Regions from separate parts of the Homo sapiens genome. Here region 2 is linked to region 1. Evidence: read pairs that join two places in POLR2A ChIA-PET (ENCODE). Cell type or tissue: OCI-LY7. All regions are shown on one strand. Each heading gives the region's core, and the rest is flanking DNA. Links, peaks and the distances in the headings are about the cores only. Region 1 overlaps MEX3C (mex-3 RNA binding family member C). Region 2 has its middle 91 kb from the start of LINC01630.

Evidence for each region. Peaks named below come from ENCODE experiments on the same cell type or tissue, not always from the same donor. Only the 100,000 strongest peaks of a DNase experiment are listed, where the experiment ranks them.
Region 2: POLR2A ChIA-PET joins it to region 1 with 10 read pairs; 1 of 35 experiments calls an interaction of 5 or more read pairs at or near these places.

Annotation. Positions count from the first base shown.
Region 1 is chr18:51,187,169-51,191,579 of GRCh38, forward strand. The region is part of intron 1 of MEX3C (mex-3 RNA binding family member C); the gene reads right to left. Among named protein-coding and RNA genes, the nearest start is that of MEX3C, 8.3 kb to the right of the region's middle. In OCI-LY7, for the core only: no CTCF peak of the experiment used is centred there; a DNase peak (open chromatin) is centred at 4,133; H3K4me3 peaks cover 435 bases; H3K27ac peaks cover 493 bases.
Region 2 is chr18:51,299,104-51,303,514 of GRCh38, forward strand. No RefSeq gene overlaps it. Among named protein-coding and RNA genes, the nearest start is that of LINC01630, 91 kb to the right of the region's middle. In OCI-LY7, for the core only: no CTCF peak of the experiment used is centred there; no DNase peak of the experiment used is centred there; H3K27ac peaks cover 616 bases.

The DNA of each region.
Region 1 (4,411 bases), core at 211-4,210:
CGGGTATTTCCTTACATAATCTGGAAAACCCTCCTAGTATTCCTTTTCCTCCCTGAGTTATCTGAATAACAAACATGGCCATTTGGAAAAGATAAAACTGTATGTGTGAAAGGCTCCACGAACTTAAGAATAATACAAACATAGGCACAACTCATTATTATAGCTATCATGTATGAATCCATTAAGGTCCAGTTCAAGGGAAACAATATAAGCAGCAAAAAACTGACTATCTGCAGGACTCGGAACCTGCTGTTTCAACGTTAGGGCAAACTATGATTAAAGATACTTCCTTCGTTTGTTTTTTGCAAAGATTAAATGAAATAATGTATTAAAAATGCTTACTACAATGCCTGTTATTAAGTGCTTAGCCCAAGTTGTCTTAAGTCCACACTCCTTTCATCACACTATTTTCCCCTAAAAACACATCATTTTGGGAGGCTGAGACAGAAGAATCGCTCGAACCCGGGAGGCGGAGGTTGAGGTCAGCAGAGATCACACTACTGCACTCCAGCCTGGGCAATAAGAGCGAAACTCCGTCTCAAAAAAAACAAAAACAAAAACAAACAAAAACCCTAAATCATCTCACGTTTCATGATATATAAGAATGAATGAAGGGGTTGTATTAATAATTTTATACAAAATAAGGTCCCTTTCCCCTTGGAATAGTCTAGACAGAATATTCAAAAGCTCCTTTCATTTTATAGAAACACATAAAATACTGTATTAAGGTGTTACAGTAAATATGGAATTGCCATTAGTTCTATTAATCAATTCTAGTATTCTATCTTCAAAGACTAATGAGTATCAACTAAATCCCAGTAAGAATGTTTCATGTACACAACATTAATTCAACATTTTAAGTAATAATTTAAGAATGCAATGTATTCCTAAATGCATAATATAAAACTAATAGCTTTCCTTTCTAGGGTTCAAGTGGCCTCCTTGTAGCTATTTTAAGGCAAGAATACTGTTTGTCTCACTTTAGGGATTACTATGACAATACTTCAAACACCTTCATTTATGTGATTTTAGTTTCATTATCAGTATTCATATAAACATTTAATGCCTTCAATCAAGTAGCATCTACTGTACTTCAAACAAAAGTGCCAAACAACTTGAGGTTGACTGGGTCCTTACATAAAAAGCTGTTTGGCCAGTTGTGGTGACTTATGCCTGTAATCCCAGCACTTTGGGAGGCCGAGGTGGGTGGACTGCTTGAGCTCAGCTTCAGCTCAGAAGTTCAAGACCAGCCTGGGCAACATAGTAAAACCCCGTCTCTACCAAAAATACAAAAAACTAGCCAGGCGTGGTGGTGTGCACTTACCGTCCCAGCTACTGGGGATCACTTGAGCCTGGGAGGCGGAGGTTGCAATGAGCTGAGATTGCTCTACTGCACTCCAGCCTGGGCGACAGAGTGAGACCCTGTCTCAAAAAAAAAAAAAATTAAAAAAAATGCTGGGAATAAAGGCAAGAGGGAAGAAAACCCCAATTAAAACAATATGGAAAGTACAATGATATAAACAATAAAATGGCAAGTTTATAAGAAAAAAATTTAGTTCAATAAAATAAAAAGGAAGTATTCCACTTTGTTTTAGGTACTTTAACCAATATTAATAATGCAAAGATGACTAAGATTCAGTTCTACCTTCACTGACTTGTATTAACTTCAAGCACTGAAAGTATTTAGTGATACATGTTCATGTACACATAGTGACCTATTTTCTTTTCTTATACTGTTGGTTGGTGACAGTAGTCAGATCTTCTACAATATCCTTGCTGATTTTTGTCTACTTGTTCTACCACTTACTGAGATAGGCACGTTGAAGTCTCAAACAATAATGGCTTGAGACCTTGGATAAGTTGTTTGTAACTCCATAGACTTGTTTATCTGTTCGGTGGAATTAAGAATGGATTAAATGAGATGACACATGTAGTTTTTGCACAGTGCCTGACACAAGTTTGTTGTTATTAAAAGACAAGTGAACTGATTTTTATAGGGAGTTAAAAACATTTAAAGAAACTCCTAAAGATAAAACATATCATAAACTTTGCAAAATTGAGAAGATTTTGCAAAGTCAATCTAACTGGTAATATGAAATCTGGTTTACTTTTACCTCATTTTAGGGACTCTCTTTGGACAAAAATCAGAATATAAGAAATGTGACAGACCACCTAGTTAAATCTCATTTTAGACATGAGGAAAACCGAAGCCTAAAATTGTCCAGTTATAAACTAGTGACCCCTAAACCAATGTTCTCTCAAGCTGCCTTATTTTCCTAAATCCCAATAAGAATATTTCTAGTGTATTTTTAGGAGTGGAGAAGAATTCCCTGCATGTACAAGGTATTTTAAAAAACAGAAGTTAAATTAAATCTAAAACCCCTCTTTTTTCACTTATTTTAGACAAGACAATAAAAAATATTTAATGAAAAGTTTTATTATTTGGCCTTTCAGTAAACCTGAAAGAAAAAACCAGAAGAGGGTGTAAATTAGAGATGAAAGGCAGAAGTTTTCCTAACTGGGGAGCTTGAAATTATGTTCATGCTCTTTGGAGAATGTTAACAGAAACCTTAGAATTATCTGTCTGGGTACCATACAATGGAATTAGATTCATTTGTAAATGATTCTCTTCCAGACTTGCTTAGTTCTTTGCCAGGAAATACATTTCCAAAGCTCTGATTTTAAATAAATTTTAAGACATATTATAAATTTAAAAAATATAACTTACATAATTTATTGGTATAGCCTACGAAAAACTTACTAAAATGACATTTTTTGGCTTTAACTAGCATTTGTTCAGAGTATAAAAGAAATTTAGCAGTAAAAATTTACCTTATCTGATATATAATTTATCATCTCTGTACTTTCAATTGTACTGTCAATTTCTACTAATGCTATCTTCTCAGACTTGATCCTCACAACAAATGAGGGAGAGGGGAGAGAGAAACCTGGAAGAACAAGTAGATGAAGTAGGTTTTTTCCAGAAGAGAAAACAGGCTCAGAGAGGTTAAGTGATTTATCCAAGGTCACAGGCAGCAAGTGCAAAACACAAGGTTTCTAACTCCAAGTCCAATGTCCTTTCCTGCATTATACTAAATGGCACTGGTAGAAAGGCAGAAGAGAAGGCAAAGGGAAAGGGAGGCACAGAGAAGGGAAATAATAATAAAAAGGTCAGCCCCAAATGCAAATATATACTTTTACATTGGTAACCATTTTGGGAGATCTTTTCTAGTTGTTTGAAGCCATTCCCTCCCCACTTCCCCTTCAATCATGTTCAAGACCAAATTACTTATGCTTACCTTCAACTACATCTGCAGTTTTCATTAAAGGATTTTCTTTTATTATTTTAAGGCTTAGTCTTATTATTCCATGATAGACTTTACTTGTGACCAAACCAGGCTTCTCTGCATGCAATGAGGAATTGTAGTCCGTACTTACCGGACAAGGGCAACAAACACTTGAAGTGTCCTTACATCTCAAACACTGGCATGGAAGAGGTCCTATAGTTAGTGTAACTTAAAATTCTCAAAGTCAGTTATAGAATAAAGACTTGAACTACTCAAACAGTATTAGACTATGCATACATTCAATTTAGTATATCTGGGTTTGGTAATCCTAACATTAGAAAATTATTTTCAAGGCTTAAATATCAGATTTAATCTTTGTAAGTCTCTATATAGTAACTAATGGTAGCATGGGGAAAATGTTAAAAGTAAATCCACAAATTATGGCATATAAGCTACTTGGGAAGCATTAAGAATGCAGTTTAATAAAAAAGGTATCACTTAAGGATCACCTGAATATCAATGGAGATTTAAACATAACTATCCATGATCTACTTGGAGCTTCTTAAAAAGCTTTTTTTATTTTTAAGTGCAAATACACTCCTTTAGTATCTTATGAACATTATCTACTTTCTCATCTTGAGTTTGGTTACAAATTCTACATGGCAGGAATGACACTGTTTAGAATTCTATAACAATCCTATAAATTATAAAATAGTACTGTAGTAGTCATCATGGCTCTCCTTGTGGGCACATAGTTGTCATATACTTTCTCAGCCTTTTGAAGTTAGGTGTGGCCAGATGATTTGCTTTAATGAAATATGAGCAGATGTGATAAGCATTACTTCCGGATCTAACATTTTAAGACCAGTATGTGCTATGCTGTAGTCTTTCATCTTCTGGCACAACAGAAGATCAGTAACACTGGAGATGGTGGCTGCTGTTGGCCTGTGTCCCTGAATGACTAAAATGAGCAGAGCCCCTATGAACAAGAAATAAACCATAGTTGTTTTAACACTGAGGTGTCAGAGTTCTTTGTTAACCACAGCATAACAAGCCCATCTTGACAGAAGTGCCAAGTATCTAAAAGGCATTCAGATATCCGTTGGTTCTAGTTCTATTACATT
Region 2 (4,411 bases), core at 244-4,243, 110 kb after region 1:
ATCTAGGCTGGAGTGCAGTGGCGCTATCTTGGCTCACTGCAACCTCCGCCTCCCAGGTTCAAGTGATTCTCCTGCCTCAGCCTTTCAGAGTAGCTGGGACTACAGGCGTGTGCCACTATGCCTGGCTAATTTTTGTATTTTTAGTAGAGACAGGGTTTCACCATGCCGGTCAGGCTAGTCTTGAACTCCTGACCTCAGATGATCCACCCATTTTGGCCTCCCAAAATGTTGGGATTACAGGTGTGAGCCACCATGCCTGGCCTCCAATTTTTTTATTTAGCACTCTCAACAAATTCTTTGATCTCTTTCTACCATTCTTTTCCTTCTACCAGTACCTGACATCTATTGTCTTCCTGACTTCTAGCCTCAATCTCATTTTGAAGTCATAGCATGCCCCCTGACTTCTCTGGGGGCACATACACTAACTCCATGGTTTATGTCTCACTCTCTCTCTCTTTTTTTTTTTTTTTTTAATTTGAGACAGTCTCACTGTTTGCCCAGGCTGGAGTGCAGTGGTGCAATCTCGGCTTACTGCAACCTCTGCTTCCTGGGTTTCAGCTGACACAGCCTCCCGAGTAGCTGGGACTACAGGCGTGCACCACCAGGCCTTGTTAATTTTTGTATTTTTAGTAGAGATAAGGTTTTGCCATGTTGCCCAGCTTGGTCTTGAACTCCTGGCCTCAAGAGATCCACCCATCTCGGCCTCTCAAAGTGCTGGGATTACAGGTGTGAGCCACAGTACCCAGCCTTTCTTTCTTTTTATGTGCTAGAGTCTCATTTTTTTCATACTTTTAAATTTTTTTAGAGACAGGGTTCCCCATGTCAAACCCCTTCTCTGTCTGCTACTTTGCTGGAACTATTATTCCATCTTAGTATATAACTCATGGGAAGTTTCCTGGACGAAGCAGGCCTTGAGCTGCAAGGGGCTAATCTAATATGTAAAGGACTGCTAGAAATCACCAGGAGACAGACCTACAAACCAATAGAAAAATGAACCAAGGACAGGAACAGCCAGTTCATAGAAAAATAAATTAAAAGGACCTTAACACACGAAAAGATGCTGAACTTTGCTTATAATAATAAGCAAATGCATAAAATATTATACACTATAGTATTAATATAAAATCACACAAATTTGTATTGTAATAGTTATATATTATGTATATGTCAATATATAATTAATAATTATAAATGCACAATTCTATTATTAATATATAAAGTAATTATTACATAACATAATTATATATTAGTTATATAATTAATATATAACATATAATAATTATAACTAATATATAATTATATTATATATTATAATTAATTTATAATATATAATATATAACATAATAATTACATTATATATTAATACTTATATATTAATGTACTAATTATATATTATATATTAATTATATAGCATATAATTAATATATAAATATATAATATAATCATATTATATATCAATAATTATATTATATAGTAATATATTATACTATATAATTAAATACTATATAATTATATTATATTTAATTATATATGTAAAATACCAAAAGGAATAATAAAAGAAGTGTCCATTAATGCTACAATAAAATATTACAGTAGTCCCCCTTATCTGTGGTTTTGCTTTCCATGGTTTCCATTATCTGTGGTACAATACAATAAGATATTTTGAAAGAGTACATTTACATAACTTTTATTACAGTATATTGTTATAATTGTTTTATTTTATTATTAGTTATTTTTATTACTCTCTTACAGTGCCTAATTCATAAATTAAACTTTATCCTGGGTATGTAGAGGAAAAACACAATAGATACAGGGTTTGGTACTCTTGCATTCACTGGGAGTCTTTGATTGTATCCCTTGTGGATAAGTTGGGACTACTGTATTTCTCACCTATCAGGATGGCAGAACTCTGATCCTCTAACTTTCAAGAATTCATAAAGATCAAGTCTGGCACACAGACTGGCTTCGCACTTCTTTATGGTATTACTCAATTCTAGATAACACTAGAACAATGAATAGTACGACGATTATAGAGTCCTTGGGGTGGAAAATGACTCAATAGTTTTGCATCCAGCTAAACTGTGTAAAAGTAAATAAGCAACTGACAAATATTTTCAAATAACAGAACTTAAAGGATATATTCATGGCTGCCACATAAGGCCACTTTTTGCATAGACTCTAATATGAATGAATGGTGCTCCCTGGATATGGGCAGTGTACAGCCTGCACAGATGTACATAACAGTCTTGAATACAGTTCCTGTAAGATCTTGAAAAAACACTAAACGACAAAATTTAGCTGTCCAAAAGATGAATACAGAACCAGAGCATAAAGATTGACAGGAATAAAACTAATACAGCAGTGGCAATTATGGTTACGGAACTCATAAAATTTATAAAGAAAGGCATTGTAGAAAAATGATAACTAAAAGCACCAGATGGTAGAGGAAGTGAGAAGGCGGGCAGCAGTGTAAGTATCAGATCTTCTCTGTTTTCATAGCAGGTGATGCAAAGATATTAAGTTTGCTAAATCAAGCAACAGGATACCAGTACATGCACACATATAAAGTAAAATAATAGAAGAAACAAATATAACCAATCAAAAATGAGTAATAAAGGGGAGAGAAGGGGAGGAGGAGATAGGTTAATTTCCTATTCATTTATAATGTGGGCCGAGAGATTTTCTTAAAAAACAGAGAATTAAGTTGGATTTTTCCTATATATTAAAAATCAATAAATAAAAATTATAAACATCACTGTTTGAAAAGCAAAAACATTACCGTTAAAAGGCTGGGCTCTGGCTGGGCATAGTGGTTCATGCTTGTAATCCCAGCACTTTAGGAGGCCAAAGCAGGAGGATCACTAGAGGTCAGGAGTTTGAGACCAGCTTGGACAAAATAGCAAGTCTCCGTTTCTACAAAAAATCAAAATAAAAAACTGTGCTCTGAAGTCAGACTGTCTGGCTTTGAATTCTAACTCACTTGTTAGTTGTGATAACTTGAACAAATTCATAGAACTTTCTGTTCCTTAGTTCTCTCATTTGTAAAGTGAGATTTTTAACACAGGTTGAGTATTCCTTATCTGAAATACTTGGGACCTGAAGTGTTTTGGTTTTTGAATTTTTTCAGATTTTGTAATATTTGCATATACATAATGAGATATCTTGGGGATGAAACACATATAAATGCAAAATTCCTTTATGTTTCACATACACCTTTTACACATAGCCTGAAGGTAATTTTATACAAGACGTTTAATAATTTTGTGCATTTTGACTGTGACCTGTCACATGAGGTCAGGTATGAAATTGTCCACTTGTGGCATCATGTTGGTGCTCAAAAAGTTTCAGATTTTGGAGTATTTTGGATTTTTAGACTTCATAAGATTGCAAGGAATGAATGCAATAATGAATCTAAAATGCTTAGCCATAAATGCTCAATAAATGTTAGCTATTATTATTGCCATTTATTATTTTCATCATGAAGCATATATTAGACTTGTACAGAACACCAAATTGAAATAGATTCTGAACCTTTGGGGTTCCTGTGCATATTGAATAGATAGAAATGCCACACTGACACGTCCCAGATATATTGAGAACAAAATACTGTTACTTTTAATGTAGAGGCTACAATTTTAGAAAAAATCACGATACCAACATAATCAAATGACTTATCATTATTCTAGTAGAAGTCGAATGTCAGTCTTTTGCAGATCCCTGTCATGTCTGTGTGGAGATTATATTTCTATTTACCTAATATTTTTCTTTACTATTTACCTAATATTTTTATTTAAATCATTTTAAAATCTACTCACTTTTAAAAAACAATCTCATGCTAAGTAATTATATTCATAAAATCATTTTTGATATTGTTCAAATTTTTAAACATGTTATTAAATCTGTGATTATAAAAATACTAGTCCATATGCCACCTAAAGTTATCCTGAGTACTACCAATGGTTCACATAATGCACTTTGAGGAGTTCTACTTTTTATTCCTTTAATAATTCATTTTGAGCACCTACTATGTAGTAGGCACTGTTCTAGGCAGTTGAGGTACAGCAGCAAGTTTAGCACAGAAAAATTCTTGCCTTCATGGAGCTTACATTCTAGCAAGATAACAAATAACATAAATACAATTTATAGTATGTGAGATGGTGATATGCATTATGCAGAAAGGGAAAGGAGAGATGGGTAGTGTTGGAAGAAGGACAAGGGGATAGATTGTCATTCATCCTGTTAGAAAGGTCCCATTCAGAAAAATTCTAAGATTGGGGAGTAAATAAGCCATATGCATATTTAGGGAAGAGAATTCCAGGCTAATGGAAGAGCAAGTTCAAAGGCCCTGGTGTAAAAGTATGCCTGGCATGTTCAAGGAACAACAGGAAGGTCAGTGTGTTTGGAGTACAGT